Regions from separate parts of the Homo sapiens genome. Here region 1 is linked to region 2. A link is an interaction called in ENCODE POLR2A ChIA-PET data of the cell type or tissue named here. Cell type or tissue: OCI-LY7. All regions are shown on one strand. Links, peaks and the distances in the headings refer to the core of each region. The heading gives the core; the rest is flanking DNA. Region 1 overlaps DESI2 (desumoylating isopeptidase 2). Region 2 overlaps LOC107985372 (a long non-coding RNA gene).

The links. ChIA-PET counts read pairs that join two places held together with the same protein. Peaks named below come from ENCODE experiments on the same cell type or tissue, not always from the same donor. Only the 100,000 strongest peaks of a DNase experiment are listed, where the experiment ranks them.
Region 1: POLR2A ChIA-PET joins it to region 2 with 7 read pairs; 2 of 35 experiments call an interaction of 5 or more read pairs at or near these places.

What each region holds. Positions count from the first base shown.
Region 1 is chr1:244,672,268-244,676,666 of GRCh38, reverse strand. The region is part of intron 1 of DESI2 (desumoylating isopeptidase 2); the gene reads right to left. Among named protein-coding and RNA genes, the nearest start is that of DESI2, 21 kb to the right of the region's middle. In OCI-LY7, for the core only: no CTCF peak of the experiment used is centred there; no DNase peak of the experiment used is centred there.
Region 2 is chr1:244,786,814-244,791,212 of GRCh38, reverse strand. The region is part of intron 1 of LOC107985372 (a long non-coding RNA gene); the gene reads left to right. Among named protein-coding and RNA genes, the nearest start is that of COX20, 47 kb to the left of the region's middle. In OCI-LY7, for the core only: no CTCF peak of the experiment used is centred there; a DNase peak (open chromatin) is centred at 2,492.

The DNA.
Region 1 (4,399 bases), core at 137-4,136, 110 kb after region 2:
ACGGTGAAAGACTGAATGCTTTCCCTTTAAAATAAAAAATAAGATAAGAGTGTCTGCTCTTGCCACTTCTGTTAAACACTGTGCTGGAGATTCCAGCCAGGGCAATTACTGAAGAAGGAAAAATTAAAGGCATTCAAACTGGAAAAAAAGAAGTAAAATTATCTCATTTTGCAGATGATATGATATTATATACAGGAAAATCATAAGGAATCCACTAAAAAATTACTAAAACTAATAGATAAGTTAAAAACATTGCAGGGTACAAGATCAATATATAAAAATCGATTGTAGGCCAGGCGCGGTGGCTCACACCTGTAATCCCAGCACTTTGGGAGGCTGAGGCGGGCGGATCACGGAGGTCAGGAGATTGAGACCACCCTGGCTAGCACGGTGAAACCCTGTCTCTACTGAAAATACAAAAAATGAGCCGGGTGTGGTGGCAGGCACCTGTAGTTTCAGCTGCTCGGGAGGCTGAGGCAGGAGAATGGCCTGAACCAGGGAGGTGGAGCTTGCAGTGAGCTGAGATCGCGCCACTGCACTCCAGCCTGGGAGACAGAGCAAGACTCTGTCTCAAAAAAAAAATTGATTGTATTTCTATACACTAGCAATAAGCACTCAAAAAATGAAATTAAGAAAATTCCATTTACAGTTACATAAAAAATAAACTTATGGATACATTTAAGAAGTTCATAAACTGTATCTGAAAACTACAAAACATTGTTGAAAAAAATTAAAGAAGACCTAAATAAATGGAAAGACATTCCACGCTTGTGAACTGGAAGATTTAATACTGTTAGGATGGTAATACTCTCCCAAGTTGACCTGAAGATTCACTGCCATTCTTGTCAAAATCTCAGCTGCCATTTTTTGCAGAAATTGACAAATTTAAAAATTCATATGGAAATTCAAGAGACCTAGAATAGCTAAAACAATCTTGAAAAAGTTATAGGACTCAGACTTCCTGATTTCAACATTTAGCACAGAGCTACAGTAATCAAGACAGTGTATTACTGGCATAAAGATAGACATACAGATCAATGAAACAGAATTCAGAGTTCAGAAATAAGCCCCTATAATGATGGCCAACTGATCTTTAACAAAGGTGCCAAGACAATTCAGTGGGAAAAGAAGAGTCTTTTCAACAAATAGAACTGAGACAACTGGAAATCCACATGCAAATGAATGAAGCTGGTCTTCTACCTCATGCCATATATAAAAATTAATTTAATGGATCAAAGACCTAAATGCAAGAGCTTAAATTATAAACTCTTGGAAGAGAAGCATATCTTCATGATCTTGGATTACGCAATGGCTTCATAGATATGACACCAAAAGCAAAAGCAACAAAAGAAAAAAATTGATGAAAGCAGAATTTAAAACTTTAGTGCTTTGAAGAACACTATCAAGAAAGTGAAAAGGGAAACCACAGCCTGGGAGAAAATTTTGGCAAGTCATATACCGACAAGGGACTTATATGTAGAATACATATAAGAACTCTTAGAACTCAACGAGACACATAACCCTACTAAAAAATGGGCAAAGGATCTAAAAAAAAGTATTTCTTCTAAGAAGATACGCAAATTAAAACCACCATTATCTATCATGTCACACCTACTCAGATGACTATAATCAAAAAGACAGATAATAACAAGTGTTAGGATGTGGAGAAATTAGAACTCGAATACATTACTGGTGGGAATGTATCATGTTACAGCTGCCTTGGAAAACAGTTTGGCAGTTCCTCCAAAAGTTAAACCTAAAGTTACCATATGACCTAGCAATTTTATTTCTAGGCATATGCCCAAGAGAAATGAAAATATATAGCCACATAAAAACTTGTAATTAATGTTCACGGCAGCATTACTTGTAATAGCCAAAAAGTAGAAACAACTACATGTTTATCAACTGATTACTGGATAAATAAAATGTGGTATTATCCATGAAACGCAATATGATTTCTCAGTAAAAAGGAATGAGGTATTTGATGCATGCTACCACAGGAATGAACCTTGAAAACATTATGCCAGGTGAAAGAAGCCAATCACAAAAGACCACATATTACATGATTCCATTTATATGAAATGCCCAGAATAGGCTACACAGACGGAAAGTAGATTCGTGGTTCTATGACTGGAAGTTTGGGAAGATATGGGAAGTGATTGCTAATGGGTATGGGCTTCTCTCTAGGGTGATGAAAATATCCTAAAATTGACTGTGGTAATGATGGCTTCACAACTGTGAATATACTAAAATTCACTGAATTGTACATTTTAAATGGGTGTACATTTTATATAGTTCATCTAGTATATGAACAGTATCTCAAAAAGGCTGTTAAAAAAAAAAAAGACCGTTATGAATAGAAGTAAAGTAAATCGGCCGGGTGCAGTAGCTCACGCCTGTAGCCACTTTGGGAGCAGAGGCGGGTGGATCACCTGAGGTGAGGAGTTCGAGACCAGCCTGACCAATATGGTGAAACCCCGTTTCTACAAAAATTACAAAACAAAATTAGCTGGGCGTGGTGGCGGACGCCTGTAGTTCCAGCTACTTGGGAGGCTGAGGCAGGAGAATTACTTGAACCTGGGAGGCGGAGGTTGTAATGAGCCGAGATCGCACCACTGTACTCCAGCCTGGGCAACAGAGCAAGACTCCGTCTCAAAAAAAAAAAAAAAAAAAAAAAGAGACAGAAGTAAAGTAAATCTATTAACTTGTCCCAAATGACAGAAGAGTATACCATGTTTTAGTTGGCAAACCTAAACAAAAACTCTTCTGTACATGCCTTGAGCCCCCGAGGATAAACATTCCTTTAGATACAGAACATACTTTGCTCCTTAAAGAATAATTCGGCATTATAACAAAGTTTTTCCTCTGTTAGCAAAATGTGAACCAAGAAATTCACAAAAAGTTTCCATTTCCCTGTTTTTATTATTAGACATGGTCCAATAAAGTTTACTATCAGTGAAATATATAAGTTATGGGAATGGAACTCTCAATGGAAAAAAAGTGAAAAAAAATACTAGCTACCATAAAACATTTTCTAGTAACACAAGACAGTCCAATTAGTTTCTTGAACTCTCTATACCCAATCAAAAACCTTTAAATAGGTTACTTCTTAAATTACAGGCTGCATTCCTAATTCTAGCCAGCTGCCTTCTAAAAACATCTGCTTTTAGTCACAAGGAAAACAGGATATAAAAAAGGAATATATCAAGAGCAGAAGAAAACAATTCTAAATATGTATTTTGGTCAGCCACTTCACATATGAACAGTAGCACATTTCTGAATAAATGTTTAGAATATACATTATGAAGCGAATAAATTAGATGTTTTTCTTTGGTGTGACGTTTTTTCTTAATAGATTCAGAGGAAAAGAGGGTAAGCCCTTCCAGGGAGAGTTGGTTAGAGAAAGAGATGCCCTCCAAATGCTTCTGCTCCTGTTAGGGCTTCCTAGATCTATTATTAGAGAACACGCCTGGAAGGCTCAATCTTTACAACTGGGCAGGCTGCCTGTGGAAGATGCAAATTTAATTCAAGGTCAGTATGCCTTATCAAGTCCTTCTGCCTCAAAGTCCTGCCAAAGCTATGCAGACAATATGGATGATGTCTATTTTAAGTGAATATTTAGTGAGATAACTGTAAAAAAAACCAAACCAAAACAAAAAAGCATATGAGAACTGAGCCTTTTACGGAATGATTTCAGTTGTGAAACTATCCTACTCCCCTACAATAATGATTTACTGCTGGCAGTTATTCATGCTGAAATAACTGCTATTATTATTATTATTATTATTATTACAGACAGAGTCTCGCTGTCACCCAGGCTGGAGTGCAATGGGGCGATCTTGGCTCACTGCAACCTCTACTTCCCGAGTTCAAGCGATTCTCCTGTCTCAGCCTCCAGAGTAGCTGGGATTACAGGCATATGCCACCATGCCTGGCTAATTTTTGTATTTTCAGTAGAGATGGGGTTTCACCATGTTGTCCAGGCTGGTCTCGGACTCCTGACCTCGTGATCCGCCCGCCTTGGCCTCCCAAAGTGCTAGGGTTACAGGCATGAGCCACCACGCGTGGCCAACTGCTATTAATTTTTGAAATCAATAGTAGTGTTTCTCAACGCTTCTCTAACCTGGTGTGTTAGTCCGTTTTTGTGTTGCTATAAAGTAATACCTGAGACTGGGTAATTTATAAAGGAGGTTTAATTTGCTCACAGTTCTGCAGGCTGTACAAGCATGGCTCCAGCATCTGTTTTTGGCGAGGGTCTCAGGAAGCTTCCAATCATGGTGGAAAACAAAAGGAGAGCAGGCACGTCACATGGCGAGAGCAGCAGCAAGAGAGATGGAGAAATGGGGAGGTCCCGGCTCTTTTAAACAACCAGATCTCCCATGAACTGAGTGAGAACTCA
Region 2 (4,399 bases), core at 89-4,088:
GGCATTACAGGCATGAGTCACCCCACCCAGTCTTTTATTTTTAATTTTTGAGTCAGAGTCTTGCTCTGTTACCCAGGCTGGAGTGCAGTGGCTCCATCATGGCCCACTGCAGCCTTAACCTCCTGGTCTCAAGCAATCCTCCTGCCTTGACCTCCGGAAGAGCTGGGATTACTTGAGCATTGTAATGAGCCACTGTGCCCAGCCATTTTCACTTTCTTGATGGCATCTTTTGAAGCAGAAAAGTTTCTAACTTTGATGAAGTCCAATTTATCTACTGTTTTCTTTGTCACTTGTGCTTTTGGTGTCATAGCTAAGAAGGCTTTGCCCAACCTAAAGGCATGAAGATTTCTCCTGTGTTTTCTCCTATAAGTTTTGTAGGTTGTGCTTTTATATTTAGGCCTATGATCCATTTGGAGTTTTTTGTGTATGGTGTAAGGAAGAGGACGTCCAGTTGTCTTTGTACAATTTGTTGAAAGGATTATTCTTTCCCATTGAAAGGTCTTAGCACTCTTGTCAAAAAACAATTGACCATAGAAGTGAGGATTTATTTCTGAGCACTCCATTCAACTCCATTCAACTCCATTCATCTGTATGTCTGTCCTTCTGTCCATTCCACACTGTCTTGATTTCTGAACTCTGTACTCTTTTGAAATTGAGAAGTGTGAATCTTCCAACTTTGTTCTTCTTTTTCAAGATTGTTTTGGCTATTCTGGGTCCCTTGCATTTCTGTATGAATTCTAAGATCAGCTTGTCAAAAAAGTCAGCTGGGATTTTTTTTTTCTTCACAATCTCAGCTGAGATTTTGATAGGAATTATATTGAATCTGTAGGTTAATGTGGGGAGTATCGCCATGTTAACAATATTGATTCTTCCCATCCATAATGTGGGATGTCTATTTATTTAGTTCATCTTTGATTTCTTCCAACAATATGTTGTAATTTTCAGAGTGTAAGTTTTGTATTTATTTTGTTACATTCATTCCTGAGTATTTTATTCTTTTCAATGCAATTATAAATAGAACTGTTTTCTTAAGTTTACATTTGTACTGTTCATTGCTAGTATATAGAAATACAGTTGATTTTTGTATATTAACCTTGTGCCCTGCAACTGAACCTATTTATTAATTCCAATAATAATTTAGTAGCTTCCTTAGGATTTTCTATATGTAAGACTGTGTCATTTCAAATATAGTATTGCTTGCTCTTTGCCAGCCAGACGCCTTTCATCATTGTCTTGCCTAATTGTCCTCCCATCAGATATTTAGGGCTGTTGTAATCATCTGGATTGGCTGAGTCCTTGACATTCCGAATGTTACACATCTAGAGCCATGGTTAGAGGTTTGGGCTTCTGAGCTAAGCAGAGCTTTCCTTTTGACAAGCTGACAGCCCCTACCAGAGTGAGGATATCAGCTCTTCTCCCAGGCTCTGCTAATTAACGTTTCAGTGGAGGCGTGATATGTGGTCAGTTTCCTCCACAGTCAAAGCAGGTCTCACTCCTTTGAATCCCCAAAGGCACATACACCCTGCAGCTCACGCGTGAGGGTCTCTCCACCTCTGCCATTGCCTTCAGCCGCCTCAGTCTTCTTTTTCAATACCCTCTGCTAATCCCCGCCACTCAACAGTTCTCCCAGGACCAAGCTCCTTTTCTCTGAATACTTAACAACACACTTGAACAGTTCTAAAACTTTTGACAGTAGAGAAATGTGGGTGTATTCTCATTTTGAACTCACAGGAAAGATGCAGGATCGGCGAGGTGCTGAGGCAGCGAAGTGTCAATCATGCATGTGAACACACACACACACACACACTCACACACAGAGTCGGATTTCCTGACAGAGGGTAGAAACTCTCCATGACTGTCATGGGAGGGAGCAGAGACTTTTCTCTTCTCTCATGTCACTTTTTGAACAGAACCCACTGCTGTGACATGTGTAGGCAGCAGGTCTCATCCCGGGAACAGCCCGACGGCCTGGGAGCCGGCATTTCTGAGCCACTCGCAAGCAGAGCAGGCAGGCAGGCCGGCCCACAGGTGCGGGGCCCACCTGAGGAAGCAGGAAGGGCAGGAGGGCCGCCTTCCCCTTCACTACTTGGGAATCCTGCCATCCGTCCAGCAGAGTGGCCGGGAATACACCAACGGTGGTGATTTTTCCAGCACTGACAATTGCTGGGGTGAGCCGTGGGCTGCTCTGAATTCAGCTCTCCTGCCGAATAGATTCAATCGAGGTCTCCAAGTGCCGACGCTCAGCGCAGAGCAGCTCCGTTCCACGTCAGTCACCCACACCGCTCTGGGCTCTTTCTCAGTGACGGGGAGGAATGAGTGGAGAGTCTGCTGATGCACTTGGTTCCTTGCTGTCCACGGTGAGAGTTGATTTTCCTGGCCAATCTTTGCAGTTGAACTGATCACACTGCAATCTGTAGTTTGACAGGGTGGTAGGCTTTGCATCCAATTTGTACATAAAATGATAATATTACGAGCACTAGGTGGGGGTGCTTAACAGTTCAGAAAAAAAGGACTTTCACTTCCCTCCTCAAATGTTTACCCCTCAGGCCCTGAGAGGTTGATTCTTCTCACAGGGAGTAAGCACAGGAGTCACCTCCACCTCCCCCAAACCACCTCCTTCCACCATAAGTGGAATGGCACTTCCTGCCCCCTTGGCATAGGATCTGCTGCAGGTTATGGTGGGCCTCCATTTTCCATTAAAGTCCAGGAGTAAAACCATATACGGTTGCATAAATTAAAAGTCACTCTTGAATTCAGTGCTAATAAAACTTTCTGCAATGATGGAAATATTCTGTAGCTGCATCGTCTAATATGGTGGTCACCAGCCATATGTGGCTACTGAGCACTTGAAATGTGAAGTGCTCATTTCATTCTGAAAGAACTGAATTTTAAATTTTATTTCTTTTTTTTTTGGTGGGCGGGGAGCGGTTTGAGACAGAGCCTCGCTCTGTCACCCAGGCTGGAGTGCAGTGGTGCAATCTCGGCTCACTGCAACCTCTGCCTGCCGGGTTCAAGCGATTCTCCTGCCTCAGCTTCCCGAGTAGCTGGGATTATAGGTGCCTGCCACCATGCCCGGCTAATCTTAGTATTTTTAGTAGAGACGGGGTTTCACCATGCTGGCCAGGCTGGTCTCGAACTCCCGACCTCAGGCACTTCACCCACCTCGGCCTCCCAAAGTGCTGGGATTACAGGCGTGAGCCACCGCGCCCAGCCTCTAATTTTATTTCATTTAAACTTCATTTATTTAGAGACAGGGCCTGCTGTGTCGCCCAGGCTGGAGTGCAGTGGCATGATCACAGCTCACTGCAGCCTCAGTCTCCCGGGCTCAAGTGATCCTCTCACCTCAGCCCCTGGAGTAGCTGGGACCACAGGTGTGCACCACCACACTCACCTAATTAAAAAAAAATTTTTTTTGTGGAGATAGGGGTCTCACTATGTTGCATAGGCTGGTCTTGAACTCCTGAGCTCAAGCAATCCTCCTGCCTAGGCCTCCCAAAGTGCTGGGATTACAGGTGTGAGCTGCCACCTCAGCCATTTAATTTTTTTTTTTTTTGAGACGGAGTCTTGCTCTGTTGCCCAGGCTGGAATTTAGTGGCGTGATCGATCTCAGGTCACTGCAACCTCTATCTCCCGGGTTCAAGCAATTCTGCTGCCTCAGCCTCCCGAGTAGCTGGGACTACAGGTATGCACCACCATGTCCGGCTAATTTTTGTATTTTTACCAGAAGTGGGGCTTCGCCATGTTGCCCAGGCTTGTCTTTAACTCCTAAACTCAAGTGACCCTCCTGCCTCAGGCCCCCAAAGTGTTGGGATTACAGGTGTGAGCCGCCGTGCCTGGCCCCCAGACATTTAAATTTAAGGAGTCCCATATTGGCTGGGCACGGTGGCTCATGCCTATAATCCCAGAACTTTGGAAGGCTGAGGCAGGAGGATCACTTGAGTTCAGGAGTTCAAGACAAGCCTGGGCAATGTGGTGAAACCCCGTCTCTACCAAAAATACAAAAACAGCCCGGTGTGGTGGCCTGAGTCTGTGGTCCCAGCTACTCAGGAGGCTGGGGTGGAAGAATCGCTTGAGCCTGGTAGGTGGGGGTTGCAGTGAGCTGAGATGGCACCACTGTACTTCATCCTGGGTGACAGAGTGAGACTCCAGAATCACATATGGCTAGTGGCTATGGTATCAGACAGTACAGCTCTATATAGAAAACATAGAGACACCAGAGGTCTCCCATGTCAAAGACATGTCTACTCTTGGGACAGTGTTGCAATAAAAAAGGTATCATCTTAAAAAGTTTGAGAGATCTAAATAAATTTAAGCCTTTTTTTTTTTTTTGCTAATGAGGTGAAAGAGTATCAATTCCCTTAAAAAATTTAACCACCAGGCAAAGGTCTTTTTGCAAAGA